Linked DNA regions of Mus musculus: region 1 is linked to region 2. Evidence: chromatin contacts called from ENCODE POLR2A ChIA-PET data. All regions are on one chromosome and are shown on one strand. The core of a region is the stretch at or near the end of the contact, and the rest is flanking DNA. Distances in the headings are between cores, read along the strand shown. Region 1 overlaps Trappc12 (trafficking protein particle complex 12). Region 2 holds the start of Rps7 (ribosomal protein S7).

The links. ChIA-PET counts read pairs that join two places held with the same protein, here RNA polymerase II (POLR2A).
Region 1: POLR2A ChIA-PET joins it to region 2 with 33 read pairs in embryonic stem cell. The contact joins the enhancer-like site here to the promoter of Rps7 in region 2. POLR2A ChIA-PET finds 5 or more read pairs at or near these places in 5 of 5 experiments (Patski and embryonic stem cell).

The regions. Positions count from the first base shown.
Region 1 is chr12:28,695,600-28,699,959 of GRCm38, forward strand. It overlaps Trappc12 (trafficking protein particle complex 12), which reads right to left. Exons shown (of 12, transcript NM_178811.5): 9 at 1,545-1,643. Among named protein-coding and RNA genes, the nearest start is that of Mir6937, 18 kb to the left of the region's middle. Within about 2 kb of position 2,787, at least 1 of the 3 ENCODE cell types and tissues checked has a DNase peak (open chromatin) inside an H3K27ac peak, as active enhancers do.
Region 2 is chr12:28,634,552-28,638,796 of GRCm38, forward strand. It overlaps Rps7 (ribosomal protein S7), which reads right to left and starts at 1,402. Exons shown (of 7, transcript NM_011300.3): 1 at 1,305-1,402; 2 at 1,029-1,112; 3 at 865-936. The coding sequence starts at 1,103.

The DNA.
Region 1 (4,360 bases), core at 1,537-4,036, 62 kb after region 2:
GCCCTGTTTGCATCAGTGTCTGCTTTTCAGGACTCAAGTGTGCTTCCCCAGACAGAAACCAGGCACGGCCACTGAGCTCACGTCCACATTTGGCTTCACTCACTCGGAGAGACAAAAATGGCTGTGGAAGGGCTCACTCTGCTGACTTGTCAGGGTGGGATGGCCACGTATCTTAAGCCTGGCCATGTCACACTGATGAAGATGAGCCTGCTGGGATGGCTGCAGTAGAAGGCTGCTCCTCTTTCTCACTGAAGACAGGGCAGTTACTCCTGTGCACTGAGGGTGAGGGAACAGGTACAAGATGCAGAGCCAGCATCACATTGCTTGCAGGCCAAACTCAACGGTGCCCAGGAATCTTGGCCTTGAAGATCTGCTTTCTTTGGGCTCCGATTCCTTGGCCCAGATACTATATCTCTTGTTTGGAGCAATATGTCCCAAGGACTGTACCTCTCCTTTGCATTGGACCCTGAGATGGAGCATGGGCCTCTAGCATTCCTCTCGGCTGAACAGCCCAGCCCCACTACACAGCAAACCTCCTTCCCTTGTTTTGTGCCCTTTCTCTGGCTACTAAGGACACTACTACTCCTCTTTGCTCCCGGGGTCAGCACTGGCCTGTATCAGCCCCAGGCTTTCAAAACCAATGAGCCAGGGGCCTCCTCTGACTTGGGATCCCATTCAGGATGGAGCCAGGCACCCTCTTCATTGTCTTCCCATACACTCAACAGCAAACAGCTCCAGCTCAGTGAAGAAGCCAGTCGCGTCCCTAAGCATTCCTTATGTCATGTGGCTTTCACTGTGGAAATGAGGGACACTTATCCTTGGGGCCACTGTGCCCCCCCCCCCCCAAATATCAGATTCCCCACTCTGCACAAGTACTTTCAGTGTTCCCAGATATGTATGCAGACGGCCTCCTCCTGTGTTCTGGGTCTTCCAAGCAGGAAAGCCTTGCTAAGGAGTCAGGGAATATAGGACTCCAGTACCCATGAGTTCCAGACTCCCACATGCCAGGAAGGCATTCTAGCTACAGATGCTGTTAAGGTGTGGTGGCCATGCAGGCTGCAGAACACTGCGAGGTCACGAGTGTAGCAGTGCCATGTGCCAGAGTGGGTGGGCTCTTTCTCCTCTTGCCATCAGCTGTTCTTAACCACACCCTCTTTCCCCAGATTTAGAGCCTCTCCAGGGACAAACACACAAGGCCCATATCCTGGGCAGCCTGGGAGGTCCTGATCCTGGGACTGACAAGATGATGTACCAAATATTAGTGAACCGAGCCTATGCATTGCTGCAGCCTCTGTGTCAGGGTGCACTTGAGTGTTCCCTCAACACAGCAGCTGCAGTTAGCAGATGACCCTAACTGCAACAGGACAGAACACCACACAGCAGAATCATTGCAAAGAACACCTAATGGTCACATGAATTTGAACTGAACTATTTCCCTACTACTGCCTGTTTGCATGAGTTCTGAGGGGCAGAATTCACAGGCAACCTCACAGGATTGCAGCCACTGCACTCAGCCTTTGGGCTGTTAGCAGTGTAGCCAGTACCTGGAGGAGAATGCGGCCGATTCCACTCAGCAGCTGTGGCTCCTGCTCCGGGTAGTACTTGATTACTGTGAGGTAGGCATCCACAGCCAGCACATAGTCCTATGGTAAGAGACCAAAAGCATGTCGTGAGCTGGAGAAGCTGTACAGCGCTTTGCAGTGCATTATGGTCCAGGGATACACACACACACACAGACACACACACACACACACAGCTGTGGGGGCAGCAGGCTAGTGCTAGACCCCTCCCACCAATGGTGGTAGGACTGAGGACTCTGAATTCTGTGTGACATACATCCTCTTGTTACCACAGGGCTCTGGACCTAGCATCTGGCCCAAAGGCTGCTTTTTGCTCCCACTTCCTAAGCAGAAGCCAGAGATCCCTGTATTTGGTCCCTCCCTCTTTTCTGGCAGAGCTGTTGTAAGGACTCGTAGTTCTGCACCATTTCATCCTTCAAACACATAAGCCACACTTTGAAAGTGTCTCACTTTTCTGTGCTCAATATTGAGGCAAAATACCTGCATTGAAATGACCCACCAATCAAGTTTACTATGACAGTGAGGGCATATGGATGTCACTGTGACCTATAATGACATGTAGTTACTGCTGCTCTATAGAGGCAGGTGTCCAGAGGCACTGAAGGCGCTGTGGCCTTGGCGTCTGTATCCTGCAGATTGAGCTTTGTCTTCAGTGCTTCAGCTCTGTGCACCTTCCTAGCAGCAGCCTCACACCACTCCTGCCTGCAGCCCCTCCTTGAGGCTAAGTCTCTCTACCACCCACCTAGTATCCACTTCCCACTTTTGGTCCACAGTACAAAAAGGTATGAGAGTTGGGTTCAGTGAGAGGGTTCAAAGGTCAGCTCCTCCTCCAGCCTCTGTAGCGTGCAGCCGAGCAAACACTGTGGCAAGAGCCGTGCCAAGCACTTGTTTCCTCTCAGTTACAGCTCATGGTGACCAGTCCAAGGCTGGCACTGCTCATTTCCTCCTAACCATAAGATTCTGGGAGGTATTTCACTTCTCTACTCTAAACTTTAAGTTTCCTCTAAACTGGGACTACAGCGACTGAGCTTGCTAATTGGGAGGTTATAGAGACAGACGACAAGGAAAATTCCAGTTTGGCAGGGGTAAAAAAAAAAGAAGACTCTCCAGTCTGGTACCTTCAAGTGCAGCTCGTTAAAACTAATTTTATTCAAGGCCTGATGCTCACAAGGAGCCAGACCACACATGCCTTGATTTCCTCTCCTACCACGTTTGCTGCCTGTCACTGCGGCCCCGCCCAAGGCCAGCCGGCCTTATTTCTCATTGTGCCAGCAGGTGCACGTGGATGTGTGTGTGTGTGCATGCACCATGAGGTGTCAGGGGAGAAGGCAGCCTTTGGGCAGTCAGGGTCATGGCTGAGGGGACACGGACACGCCACCCTGTGCGACTTGAGGGCCTGCTCTCAGGCTGACCAGGGTCTAGCCCATGGCCCCTAAGGTCCATCCTGGTCTCCTCCTCCAACCTGGTACGTACCCTTACGTTTTATTTCACCGAGCAGAGGGCAGGCTGTGCCGAGTCACAGTACTGCATCTGATCACAGGCCATCGTGACCTAGGCTCCACCCTGCTCATGATGCTTCTGATGGACAGCTCATGGAGGGCCAGGGTGCATGGCATGGAGGGTCAGTATGCCTCAGGAGTAAGCCCTGCTAGGATCTTAGATTTTTTTGATTGGCATTGCTGCCTTTCAAACTTGCCCTAGGGTCAAGGGTACATGCTACTGAGAATGGCCCAACAGAAAAGAAACAGGCTATAAATATACCCATTATATATAACTTTTTTGAGACTGAGTCTTACGGTATAGCTCTGTACAGCCTGTAACTAACTATAGAGACTCAGTTGGTCTTGAACTCTCAAGAGATCCATCTGTTTCTGTCTCCCATGTTGGTGTTAAAGGTATGTACCACCAGGTTCAGTTTTGATAGGATTTTACAGTTCTCCTAGGAGGCAGGGTGGATCCACAGGTTTGGGACTGATCCGAAAAAGCAGCAGCAGAGAAGGGGTTGTCAGGCAGGTGCTATCGGCATCAGTGTCAGCATGTGTCAACAAGCCTGGGGGCGGTTAGAGGGAGTGTTCAGGGCTGTCACTGACGGCCACCTAGTTGGCTGTTAGTCAATGAAATCACTCATTCTGGGAACCTGGAGGCCAGCTGACAACAGCTTCTTGTAGTGTGTCCGCTCTACTCTTCTGACTACACTGACCTGCCCTTGAATAGAAATACAAACACTCATATGTGGGCAAAAGCATTCTTGCCTGACTTGCACCTAAAAACTGCATTGGCTGAGAGACTGCTAAATTGTATTAATGGCTGTTCTGTTGCCAACAAAGGCTTTATGTAGTGTTTTCCAAGCAAAGAGGAGGCACCCTGTGTGTGGCAGGCTCTTCCCCACAAAAGAGAAGCCACAATAGTCAATGCTGTGTGGGAGGTATAAGGACGTGAAGCTGAAAACTGTCCAGGTATCTTATGGCTACTGTGAAACCTCAGGATATCACATTTATGAACGAAGGGCTTTGTCTTGCAAGCGGGTGTTCCTGGAAATATATAGTGGGACTCTCAGAACTAGAACATATGAGCAAATTTCTTATCATTAAAAGGCTGATTAATTAGGTCATTGTTAGCTGGCACACAGGCCCCAGCTATGCAGCCCAGCTACTGTGGCAATACTTGTCGTGTCCACTAGATGGCAGCAGACTGCATGTGCTCACATCCACTTTCCTTACAGCATTTCTTTAACTCATGAAAATCAAGATTAAATCAAACTTTTAATTTAAATTACATCC
Region 2 (4,245 bases), core at 152-2,651:
TTCTCCTGTGGTTTGGACATAGCCTAGGGGTTCGCAAGTTAAACCATGACGCTCATATTGAGGTTCTAAGGTGGAGCCTCCATCGCACAATCCCGGTGACTCTACAAGAGACACCAAAAGGCCAGCAGAGAGCTATGTCCATATGTCCATCATCCTAGCACTGGAGAGGTAGAGGCAGGAGGACGGAGTTCAAGGCTAGCCTCAACTACAATCCAAGTCGGGAGACCAGCCTAGGTTAGAAGAGATTCTGTCTGGTGAGTCTGATCAGACCATGACTCTGGCCATGTGCCACCTCAGGATCTCCCAACATGATTGAACCATCTAGAAAGGTCAACTTTAAATTCACCATGGCCTGGGTATCTCTGATGTAAGGCTCTTCTCCAAATTCAAAACTTTCCAACACTATGAAATTGACCAAAAAACTCAATAAAATTAACACTCTCCCTGGGTGGCTGAGCAGTGGTAGTTCAGGGCACAGGACCCAGGTTCAGTTCCCAGCACTCACAAGCATTTGTAATTCAAGTTTCAGGAACACGCAAGGTGCATGTACATTAACAGAAGCAAAATACTAACTTACAAAAACGAAACACCTGTCAAACGCCAAACTCAGAAACACCCACTGATCCTCAACCGAGTGGTACTGGGTCTAAACACTTCCAAAAAGTTAAGGTTAATGTCAGTGGGGAAAGAAAAAAAAAAAAAAAAAAGTCCAGCAATCAAGTGCAGAAGGCAGCACGGACTTAAGCGTGAGACTGGCCTGCACTGGAAGTCCCTGTCTGCTGCCCTCCCGTCTCTTGCCCCGGGAATAGAGGCTGTCAACCACCCGTGGGCAGCGAGCGAGCGCACTCCGGGGTCCCCGCTCACCTTGGCTGCGGTGATGTTGAGTTCCCGCAGCTGCGCCTTGAGATCGGAGTTCATCTCCAGCTCGAGCAGCGCCTGGGGAGACAGAGAACGTGGGCGCCATGCCGGGGGTCAGGGGACCCTGAGGTCAAGCGCGATCGCGGGGGGCACCCGGGCGACAAGCTCACCTGAGAGATGCCAGACTCGAACTCGTCCGGCTTCTCGCCATTGGGCTTCACGATCTTGGCGCTCGAGCTGAACATGGCTTCACCCTGAGGGGAGGAAGGTGCCACCGGTCACCTGGGGCGCGGGCCGCCAAAGCCGGGGCCATCTACGGGCGCAAGGCGGATAATCCGCTGCATCCCACCCCGGGGAGCAGGCTCTGCCGCCCCGGACGCCCCCCAAGAGTCTGTTCCCCCAAACTCTGCGAAAAACCGCGGCCACATTGCGGCCCGCGAACCTACCTGACGGATCGCCGGCTTAGAAAGAGGGACGGCTCTCGCGAGAACGGCTCATATCCGGGTGGCGGAAGAAAAGAGGTGGGGACAGCGGAAGTAGGTGGGTGGAAACCGGAAGCTCTTCTGAAAAGAGTTGGACCGCCTAGAGTGTACCGGAAAATAGTTCCCTACTGGGAACTAATGCGGGAGGATGAGCGTGCCGGTTTCGCTTGTTCCCGGTAGTCGTCAGCGTTCGGCTCCGTTGGTGAAAATTCTCCGCTCCCCTAGTTGGAGACCTGGGCAGAGTGGTGGCGGCCGGACGGCCCTAGGAAAAAGAAAGAAAGCAGCTTCCTTCCCCACGAAGATGGGACGTTTCAAATGTTTCATTAGTCCCCAGCTTTCTCCGCGTTTCCTGCTAACACAATGAAAGGGAATCAGCATGGTGGTGGCGCACGCCTGTAATCCCAGCACTCGGGAGGCAGAGGCAGGCGGATCTCTTGAGTTTGGGGCCAGCCTGGTCTACAAAGAGAGTTCTGGGACAGACAGGGCTACGTATACAAACCATGTATCAAAAAATGAGGTACGGGGTTGGGGCGGGAATCAGACTTGTGTTCAGCTCTTCCTATAGGGAATCAAATTAGTGAGGTAGTGTTAATTAATAGTCATTAATTCCTGGTTTTTACGTATATTGCTTGGTACAGCAGACGATTCTAGAACATGTCCAGGAACCCCTGTCTTCACAAGTATGAAGCTGCCCTGTTGAACATCTGCCGAGAATGCTAAATATGGTGGCTCATGCCTTTTCTCAGGATTCAGAGGCGGGGATCACTGTGAAGGCAGGCTTGGTCTGCGAGTGCCAGAGCTGCAATAGAGACCCTGTCTCAAAAAAAAAAAAAAAAAAAAAAAATCCATTTTCAGAGAGTACCAATAACGGAAGCTGACGGTGGGGTTAGCTGTAGAAGGCCAGGCTTCTGCCTGCCTGGGCTACCTGCAAAACAGGGACAGTTAAGCCCTAAAAGGTGGGGAGAGCAAGGAAGCCAGGTCAGTGAGAAACACTAAAACAGAATGAACCTTTAATCTCAACACTCGAGAGGGAGAGGCAGAGGCAGACAGATCTCTGAGTTTGAGGCCAGCCTGGTCTACAGGACAGCCAGGGCTACATAGAGAAACCTTGTCTGGAAAAACCAAAAGGGAGAAAAAAAAAAAAAAAAAGAATGAAGACAGCCCTGGGAGAGCACTCTCTATAGTGGAGCAATTTCCTTTAGTCAGGGCATTGTCAGAAAAAAAGAGACAGACAGACAGATTAGGAACAGTAAGTCAGAAAGATCTGAGGATGGGAAACAACAAACTCATCAAAGCAATGTTTACTGAAGAAATGCCCACCACTGCTGACTGTCACCCTAACTTCATGTGCCCTGTGAGGCTCTGCTCTAGACAGGCAATACAAGCACACCTGATTCACATGTAGTTGAATAGCCTGTTTTAGCCTAGAAGCTGGTTACTAAAACCAAGTGAATCCTTGTCATCACGGAAAACACAGTTTGGTAAAGACATTATGTAAATACATGATGAAATATACAGGACTGGAGGGATGGCTCAGTGGGTCAGAGAGCGATGACTGCTCTTCTGAAGGTCCTGAGTTCAAATCCCAGCAACCACATGGTGGCTCACAACCATCCGCAATGAGATCAGATGCCCTCTTCTGGTGTGTCTAAAAACAACTACAGTGTATTTACGTATATTAAATAAATAAATTTTTTTAAAAAATAAATATACAATATTTTGTTATGGCTTGCATAACAAAAAAATGTGCGAAAGTGTAAGGAGGACAGATGTACACTTTAGGGAGTTAGGAAAGCCTTTGAAAGGGATGATAGAGCTGGGCATGATGGCGCACACCTTTAGTCCCAGCACTTGGGAGGCAGAGGCAGGCAGATTTCAGAGTTCGAAGCCAGCCTGGTAGTGAGTTCCAGGACAGCCAGGGCTATACAGAGAAACCCTGTCTCGAAAAACCAAAAAATAAAATAAAATAAAATAAAATTTAAAAAAAGAAAGAAAGGGATGATAGTACTACCCTGGGACATGAAGGAGCAGTTAGGACCCAGTCACTTGGCACCAGGTACATTTCACCCTTACACCACATTCTGGAGCAGAGATAGATTATTTAGCCTTTTGGGTTTTACTGTCTGTCAAGGTGAGTGGAGAAATTATTACTCAACTACGAGCCAGATCCTTTGTTTTGTCTTTTGTCTTTTGTCTTTTTTTTTTTTTTCAAGACAGGGTTTCTCTGTGTAGCCCTGGCTGTCTTGGATCTTACTCTGTAGACCAGGCTGGCCTTGGACTCATATAGCTCAGCCTGCCTCTGCCTCCTGAGTGCTGGAATTAAAGGCGTGCGCCACCACCACCTGGTTGCAATCTTTCTAATTTTTAAAGGTTCAGGCAGAGGAGGGTAGCAGCATTCACCACTAGTCAGTCCAGAGGTCAGGAAGTAGAGACAGGTAGGTCCCTGTGACTTTGAAGCCAGCCTGGTGTGTATAGTGACATTCAGGACATTCAGGGGTCTTTGAAAAATGTGTCAAATTGAAGCTTCTTTGATGAGATGTATATAAATTATACATATAAATATATATTATTTAAAACAAATTTTAACTTTAAACTTATTTTGATTATATTCTTCCAACTCCTTCCAGACTCTATACACCTCCCTACCCACCCAACTTTAAGTTCTTTCTCAAAAAACAAAACCCTAATATATCAACAAAGTCCCCCAAAACAGGAAAACAGCCCCCGCCCCCAGACACACCAAAAATACCAGACTGTAATGAGATAAAAGCACACACAAACTGAGGAGTACATTATACGTCAACTACTCCTGAACATGAGGCCCACCCTGCAGTGATTAGGACACCCAGTGTCACTTCATTCGAGAAAACTAATTTTCCTCCCCAACAGTTATAAATGGCAGGAA